Regions from separate parts of the Homo sapiens genome. Here region 1 is linked to region 2. Evidence: chromatin contacts called from ENCODE Hi-C or POLR2A ChIA-PET data. All regions are on one chromosome and are shown on one strand. Each heading gives the region's core, a stretch centred on a gene start or an enhancer-like site at or near the end of the contact. The rest is flanking DNA. Distances are from core to core; before and after follow the strand shown.

Region 1 (4,218 bases), core at 602-3,101, 48 kb after region 2:
TTTTGAACCCTATTCTACTGCTTATGAGGTATACAAAATGGGGAAAGCTTTTAAAAATTCCATTTTTATCAGTTTTATTATACGTAAAGTGAGAATAATAATATCTGTTGCATAGAATTGTTAATAGTGGTTGTTGAGAACCCCTACATCAGAGGGCTGTGATTAAATGAGATTATATGAAAGGAAGCACTTATCACGGTGCTCAGTCTAAAGGAAGTGTTAAATGGTGGTATTATTACTTTGATAAGAAATGTTGACTGTTGATGAATTTACTACTTCATGTCTTGAAATCATTGATGACATGATTGAACTTTTAAGATGGAGGTCCATCTTCTTACATATAAAAATATATCTGTGATGCTGGGCACGGTGGCTCACGCCTATAATCCCAGCACTTTGGGAGGCCAAGGTGGGCGGATCACGAGGTCAGGAGTTCGAGACTAGCCTGACCAATATGGTGAAACCCTGTCTCTACTAAAAAATACAAAAATTAGCCAGGCATGGTGGCAGGCACCTGTAATCCCAGCTACTCGGGAGACAGACGCAGGAGAATCACTTGAACCCGGGAGGCGGAGGTTGCAGTGAGCCGAGATTGCACCACTGTACTCCAGCCTGAGCAACAGAGCAAGACTCCATCTCAAAAAAGAAAAAAAAAAATCTGTGATAACCGGTATGTCCACTCAAATACTTATTATCTCCTCTATAAATGCAAGAAAAGTTTCCTCTCCTCTCACTTGCCTCATTTCTGTAATTAACTGTTGCCACCCCTCCAAATACCTTCACAGCAGCAAAGATAACTTTACATTTTTATGGACTTAAAATGTGAAGGCATTAACTCAGGTATACTAGTTCGCTTGTCCTTCACAATTGCCCTGTCATGCAGGTATTATTCTCATTTCAAAGATTAGGAAACACCCTCAAAAAGGCTGGATGACCTGCCAAAATCATGTAGCATGCCAATAGAAAAGTTGGGGTGGAAACACAGGCTTTTTCATTCTTTCCCATCACATGAGTCTTTGACAAAGCAGGAAATAAATGGTTGAATCTTCCTTTGACTTATATCTCCCCTTCCTGGTACACAATGTCATCAGCTTCTGCAAAAAGTTGACCAGTGCATGTATGAGTAGGGAGGCATCCCATTTTCCATGGATACCAATGCAGGAAGCAGTTGTTAGTTCTTCATTCTAGACTGCCACTGGGCAGTTGTGGTTTTATCCCTTTTATTTAAAACAGGGAAACAGGCAGCTGTAATTCAGCATTTGTTAAAAAGGAAAACTGAGTCATTTGTTTTTCGCTGATTTCCATTCTAACCTCCCTCTGTGCTGATAGAAGGCAAATAGCTCCCAGACCTTTTGGTGATTCATCCACATATTGGCAGCTAGTCTGGGATTCCAATTCAGTTCCAAGAGCACTAATTTCCTATTTTCTCCTTGTTTCAGAAATTATCACAAAAGACTTTAATTACCACTGTGAGCATCCAAAGAAAGGATAAGATCGGGTTGGTTTTGCAAACTGCTAGGCTCTTTCAACCCTGAAGATGGGCCTTTTGGACTGGAGCCTGCAGGTGAAATGCATCACCAGCCATCTTTGTAAAAGGTGAAAGAACCAGCTTCACGGGGACCTGGGGCTCAGACTTCACTCACACTTCTGAGAAGAAGTAAGGAAAAGAAAAAATGGAGAGGAAGGAGTGAAGAGGGGAAAGACTAGAAAAGTTAAAGGCAGACAGAAGGGGAAGCCACTAGCTTCGGGTCCTCCTCACTGGTTCCTTTCCTTGGAGCAGGGAAACTCACAGGTGCAGGGGCACTGGAAGTGGCTATCTGCCTTCCGCCTCCCTCCTCTTGTCCCACAGAGGCTCACAGCCTGGATTGCCTGTAGTTGAGCACTTTCACAACATTGCTTACCAGCTGCTCCCCACTGTAGAGGATGTTGTCAGATTACTTAATATTAATCTCTCTTGATTAGATTGCAAATTATACTTGAAGTTGTTTTAGTGAAGTCTGTATTCTATTTTCATTCAGATTAAAGGGTAAGATTTGTGAAAACATTCCCAACAGCTTTGGTAAAACAGTTTAATTAATTGGATTTGAAAACATTGGCTCCAAGACTGAATTTCAGCCAGCAATAAATGTCTCCAAGGGGCATATAAGATTCTTTAGGGTTCAAGTACATTTGTTAAAAAAACTCTTTTAAATAAAATAGTCTAAGACACGCCTAGTGCAAGTAAACTCCCATTATGGCCTAGGTTGTTAAGCCCTTGCATCAGTTTCCTTCAGCTACTGGAAGTAAGAAAAAACAAAGTGCACCCCAGAGCAATCTTTCTGCTGGTGTCACATCTCCTGCATCAACCTGGAGTGGCCATTAAACATACAGACTCCCAGGCTCCATGGCTGAACTACTCAATGGGAACATCTGGGAGTGAGGCCCAGGAATCTGAATGTTTAGCAAGGTTTCCAGGTGGCTCTGATGCACGCACCTAGCATTTGAGAAGCACTCCAGAGGAGATCAGAAAGACAGGCCAGTTTTCCACTGGAGTAAGTGCCAGGGTTTGCCTTCAGGCTCTCTTGTCCAAGTCCAGTTAATTCTCACAGCTTCAGGATCACTACAAACCAATCACTGCTGGAGGGAAAGTGGGACTGGTTTACACGAAGAAAATATAACACTGGCTTCTATTACATCACCAAGCATAACACACCAAAACCAAACATGCAAATGTTGGGGAATTTTCACTTATTGAATTATGTAACAGCTCTGAAATCTTTTATGTGATGTTGTCATTTGACTGCACAGTTATTTATCCATTTTTAACTCAAGGAAAAAGACTTCATAAATATAAAGAATGTTTTATGACAACAAAGGCATATTCTTTCTGCAATCTTAGATTGTTAGTAACCAGAATCTCCTTACAAAATATATACACATATATTTTTAAATTACAAAATAGACTGGGCCTGTCTGGGTTAAGTCAATAATTTGGTGGGCTCAAATGACACAACTCAAGCAAGTGCAGCTGTGGCTTTGCCAGCATTTTATTTACTCAGTCTCTTTGGACTTACCTGATGCAATGACTCTGTCAAGGCTGCTCCAGTGAAGGAAGACATCTCATAAAGCTTCATCTCAAACCAGTTTACCAATTATGTAAACAGTTTTTGAGGGTTGTCTATGTGCCAGGCAATTATGCTGGGTACTTATGGATAGAATTAAGCATGGTATTAAAAGAGCGCCTCTCAGCTTTTAGCTGTGTGTCACAACTACCTGTGAAGCTTTTTGAGAATACTAAAGTATAGGCCTTACCACACACCCACTGAACTAGAACCTTCAGGAGCAGCATCCAGGCAACTGAATTTATAAAAATCTCTCCAGGTGACCTTAATGCAGAACCAAAATTAAAAACCACTGTGTTAAATCCTACAAAGAGCCTTCCCCTTCTGAGAAGTTTCAGTCTATGGGAGATATACTGATGTAAATCCATCCACAATAGGACATGTAGTAAGAACACATTTTAAAGAAAACACATCAGTGATAGATAACATCAAATATGACATAGAAACAAATGTATAGACAGAAGAATAAATAAAATTGACAGAGGTTAGGGAAAGCAAGGAGACATTTCTGGGCAGATTCTATTGTATCTGGTTGGCAGGAGAAATAACAGATTCTGCTATTCATTTTTCGTAATACTAAATTAAAGGCTCAGCAAAAGTTTCCAGTATAAAAAGCAATGCTTTACTTTTTCAAAATTCTGATATATTTGAAACTACATACAAATTTACAAAGAAATTATCTAGAATATATATACTTTTTATTAAAAATATACAACTTTTAAAATTTAGGTTAGAGCTACAGATGACTAAGTCCTACATAAGACTTGTGTATGTTGTCCAGGAAAAATAAAAGACTAGACTAATATGCTGTGAACATACATATGAACATGTATCACATCCATGTTTAAATGAATTCCAGGCAGTCATATATTAAATGAAAAGAAATCAAAGGTTTGCAGTCTGGCTAATGAGAGGTTCTCTGAAGGGCATTCTGTGGAATGCATTTCTCTTGGCAAGTTGCTATGGTGGACTCAATTCAATTCTAAGCAGATTTCTTTAATCCTTGTTTCTAAGTGGGTCAGCACCATCTGATTTTAAGTATTATTGCAAGAGACATAGGCACGATGATTACTACAACCACCCTTCCCTGGAAAGTTGCTTTTCCTTTGATAATGCT
Region 2 (4,006 bases), core at 795-3,294:
CAGACTCAATCACTGGGGGGTTGGGGGACATGTCAAACGGTCTCTACCAGGAGGTCACAGAGACATGCAGTCTCCCAGAATGAGAGGGAACTGAGTGTCTCAACTAGAGGGTGGGCTCTTGGGTATGTGAACAGACAAGTTATGAGACTCTTTGGCTCAACAGAAACTAGGTCTTTTTCTGTCCGTCCCAGTATCTGTGGTTAATGAAAGCAAAACTGAGCTTGGAATCTAGAGGCAGCCAAAAGGTCACTCCATGAGACAGACCTTCTCCTAGTCTGGGGGGGTCTGAAGAAGGAGAAATGGGGAGCAAAGGGCCTCTCAAAAGAGGCTGTGCTTTTATAAGAGCAAAATGCTTTTTGTTCAAAGTGTTTTTCCATCTCTTCTCTAATGTGAATTTCATTACTATTTCATGAGCTGTGTAGGACAAGTCTTATTTTCTCGATTTTACGGATGGGAGGCTAAGATTTCCTTTAAATGGCAGCAAGTTAGGAGCCAACATAGAGCCAGGGCCCAGTCTCTCAGCCACTAAGAGATGCCTGTATGCCCCAGCAGCTGCCCAGGCCTGTGGTCCTCACGCCATTGGATCCTGTGCTCAGGGGCAGGGAGGATGCTGAAGGGGGCAGGGAGGATGCTGAATACTTCATAAACAGAGTTAAGGAAGAATCGGTGTATATTGAGACCGCTTACTAAAGAATGCATATTAGTGGTAGGTAGAAAAACATTTTAATGTAAAGGCTATTAACCTGGGGTCTGGCTTCAGCTGCTCCATGAGCCCCATCCTGTGTGTCCCTGTGAACTTAGTTTTCTTTAGGGAACAGGTCTAGAGCTGTAGTCAGATTCTCGAAGGTAATCCTAACCCATAAGAAAGGTTAAGAGCTACTGTTCTGTAGAGATAAAACATATCAGAAGCCAAAACCTTTCTTAAAACCAACTGACCCTGGAGAGAACCTGACGCCTCACACATTGGTGCACACATTGTAGGCGCCTAGTGCGTATTTACTGAACAAAGGCCAGGACCCCAGGACTCATTATCCTCAATGGCAGCCTTCCCAGGGGCCTGCTCTTGTCTTAAGTGACTTCAGTTTTGACTTCTCAGTATTTCTTTCTTTGTAAATCCATAAAAGAACATCTGATCTGTCATGAAAATAAGCCCTGGCCTACTGCCTGCCTGGAGCTGAAAAGACATCAAGGCAGGCAAGTGACAATCCAGCCAGTAGGCTCAATGTGCACGAAGGGGCCTCTCTTCTATTTCATTTTTATTTCTTCTTTGTTGAAATCCATTCACCCAGAGGATATTTTGATGGTAATAGGTAAAGATTTTTGTAGATGCAGGCAGAAAAAATACTAATGCTATAAATCAAATATATTTGCTGTGGCTTGAATATTTTCATAAAACCCCCCAAAAACAACAACAAAAACCTTCCTGATTTAGTTTTGTTTCCTCCCAACAGCCCTGCTGTTCCCTGGTACTGGCACTCAGGAATCACTCCTTTCTCTTCTCCCCTTCCCAAAACCCTTATGGAGAAGTGGGAGAAATTGGAAAGAATGAGGAAGTCATGACATCAAGTCATTAGTGGGACCTCACTGTAAAATCCTGTAGCTGTGGGGGCTTTCCCAGACACTTGACGTAGCAATATCCACCCGAAAGTTGAAATGCATAGGTGAAGTTTAACAATCTGCAACCAATGACCCAGGAGAGCAGCAACTGTGGCAACTCTCACTGGGTAGGGGGCGGTCCACCCACGCTTCTCCCCAGTGACTCAGGAATTCAGGGAGCCAGAGCCAAGAATGAAACAGGACATTGATGGGCGCATGTAGTCAGAACCCCAAGATTGGGCCCTTTTCTTCCTGGAACTCAACGTCCAGCCACCCCGTAGTCAAAGAGACACGGATAAAATGCAATCAGAAAAGTAAAAATGACAACAGAGCAGTGGTTGGGGGACAGAAAAGAAAGCTGAATCATGCCACACTGGAAGCATTTTCAAAGGAAAACCGTGAGCCCAAATGCCGAGGAGGCTGACTTTTCTCTATCAACAAGCATTTAGGAGGGGGAAGGGAGGGAGACTCAGACTTCCCAGCAGCATGGCAGGTCTTGGCACCCGCCTCGGTTCCCCTGCCGAACTTCCACAAATAAACATTCAAAGCAGAAGGGACAGATTTGCTTCTCAGCAAGATTTCAAAGCTGTGCACCAGAGTTGGAGAGAAAACAGGAAGGATGGTAGGGGGAAGAGGGGGAGGAGGAGGGGAAGGAGAAGGAGGGGCATGCATGCCTTGGGCCAAATCAGATGGGAAGCGTCCCAACCTCTCACCCGAAACTGACACACCATTTTTATGAGGTGCGAAACATTTCAGGTAGTGTTGGCACTAATAATACCTTGGGCCCAAGTCTGAGCTTCTGGGTTTCAAGCTGGGGGCGTTAAGCCTGCAAAGGCCGCAGGTGAAGACAAGCTCCTTCAGGTGAAACCAAGAGGGGCTATTAATAAATTTCCTTGGAGAAAATCCAGTCATTTGGCTCTTATTTCTCTCCCAGTCCACCTAGGTCACCAATCTGTGTGTGCGCACGCAAGTGAGCGTGTGCGATAGTGTGCAAATGAGCGTGTGAGTGTACGCGCGGGGATGGGTGGGATGGTGTGGGAGGGATGTAGTAAGGCCATGGGTACTGCCTTTGGATTGTTTGAAGATGACAACACTCACTTCTGATCTCCAAGGAACCGAGAGAAAACACAGCTGGTCTCAGTCGGTGCTAACCCCAGCGCCCCCCTCCGATTCTCTGGGCTCCACAGGTTCCCTTGTCTCGGAGGTTGCACTCACACCCCCAGCTCCTGACTCAAAGTGGGTAGATGCCGTCACGGTGGTTTACTGAGATTTTCCCTCTTTCTTTGTTAATGAGAACTCATTTGGCATTTAATAAAACCTTATTTATACACTGGCCTACGTGCGTATGAGAAACAGCCCAGAACAGAAGGCCCAGCATTCCCGCACTGCAGCTAAGCATGGCTGCGCGCCAACCAGCTGCAATAACAGCCGCGTCCCAGCGGGGCCCCTTCCCTGGCCCCGGAGCAACCCCTGCCTGCCTGATGCTCCTTTCAGAGGATCGGAGGGTCTGCCCTGAGCCTTTCTGGGCCTGCCTCAGGCTTGTTTTTCTAAAAACCCAAATAGGATGGGCCCAGGAGCAATAAAGGCAAAGTCCCATTTTAATGCCTGCAATTTCTTTCAGGTTTTTTTTTTTTTTTTGTAAATTTTTGTTTTTAGTGTAATCCATTTGTCAAATGGAAAAGTACATTTTAAAGGCACCAGAAGACTAGATGTGTCCTGCTTCGGTTGGATCTTTCTCCACCGAGACGGAAGCAGGAGTGAGAGGAGAGCAGGTAGGGGTGGTGCTCCGTGGTTAACTGAGGCCGACTACGGCAGAGCTTTCTCCTCTGGGCCATCTCCCGGTCCACTGCAGGCTCTGTCGCTCACCAGCTTTGTTAAGAGAACAGGAGAGAGAAAGCATCTCCACACCACGGTGGTCTCATGGGTGATCAAATGAAAGTTCTTTGGACCCTCAGAGGTGTGTGGGGTACTATTATTATGCGTGGTCTATAGAGACTGAGGTGGTAAATTAAACTCTAGGTCAGTGATTCTCAATCTTGGCCGGACATTGGACTTATCTGGGAAGCTTTTTAACACAGTGAAGTCAAGGCTGCACCCTAGGCCAGCTGACTCAGAATCTCTGGGAGTGGGGGCCAGGCATTTGTAGGACACATTGAATCACTGGGGAAGCTTCTAAAAGCTACCGCTCGGGGGGACAAATGCTGCTGGTGTTGGCCCTTTCTAGGCTGCACTGCTGTGAAATGTCCTGTTTGCTTGTCTCTGGTCTGGCTGTGAGTTCAGTGAGGGTGGAAGGTTCACATTTGGAGCCTTGGCCTCAGCACAGTGCCCGGCCCTTCACAGGTGCCTGATGCAGGTTTGAGTGCCTGCATACAGAAACCGAGAAAGCAAGCCCCCAGGACCCGTCTGAGGT

What was found. A loop is a pair of places that touch in the nucleus more often than their neighbours do. ChIA-PET counts read pairs that join two places held with the same protein, here RNA polymerase II (POLR2A). Pooled maps may share reads with other maps.
Region 1: a map of endothelial cell of umbilical vein shows a loop between it and region 2 (3-fold over the local background). The contact joins two enhancer-like sites. A Hi-C loop is called at or near these places in 3 of 168 maps with a recorded cell type or tissue (IMR-90, endothelial cell of umbilical vein and heart right ventricle), 1 of 37 single-sample maps with no recorded cell type and 3 of 50 pooled maps. POLR2A ChIA-PET finds 5 or more read pairs at or near these places in 3 of 52 experiments (BJ, Caco-2 and H1).

What each region holds. Positions count from the first base shown.
Region 1 is chr1:94,140,960-94,145,177 of GRCh38, forward strand. LOC105378858 (a long non-coding RNA gene) reads right to left here. Exons shown (of 4, transcript XR_947605.4): 4 at 3,860-4,218. Among named protein-coding and RNA genes, the nearest start is that of ABCA4, 22 kb to the left of the region's middle. Within about 2 kb of position 1,852, at least 3 of the 41 ENCODE cell types and tissues checked have a DNase peak (open chromatin) inside an H3K27ac peak, as active enhancers do; they include endothelial cell of umbilical vein, where a contact is called at or near this core.
Region 2 is chr1:94,092,532-94,096,537 of GRCh38, forward strand. All of the region lies in intron 6 of ABCA4 (ATP binding cassette subfamily A member 4), which reads right to left. Among named protein-coding and RNA genes, the nearest start is that of ABCA4, 27 kb to the right of the region's middle. RefSeq lists an enhancer at 739-1,291. Within about 2 kb of position 2,045, at least 25 of the 41 ENCODE cell types and tissues checked have a DNase peak (open chromatin) inside an H3K27ac peak, as active enhancers do; they include endothelial cell of umbilical vein, where a contact is called at or near this core.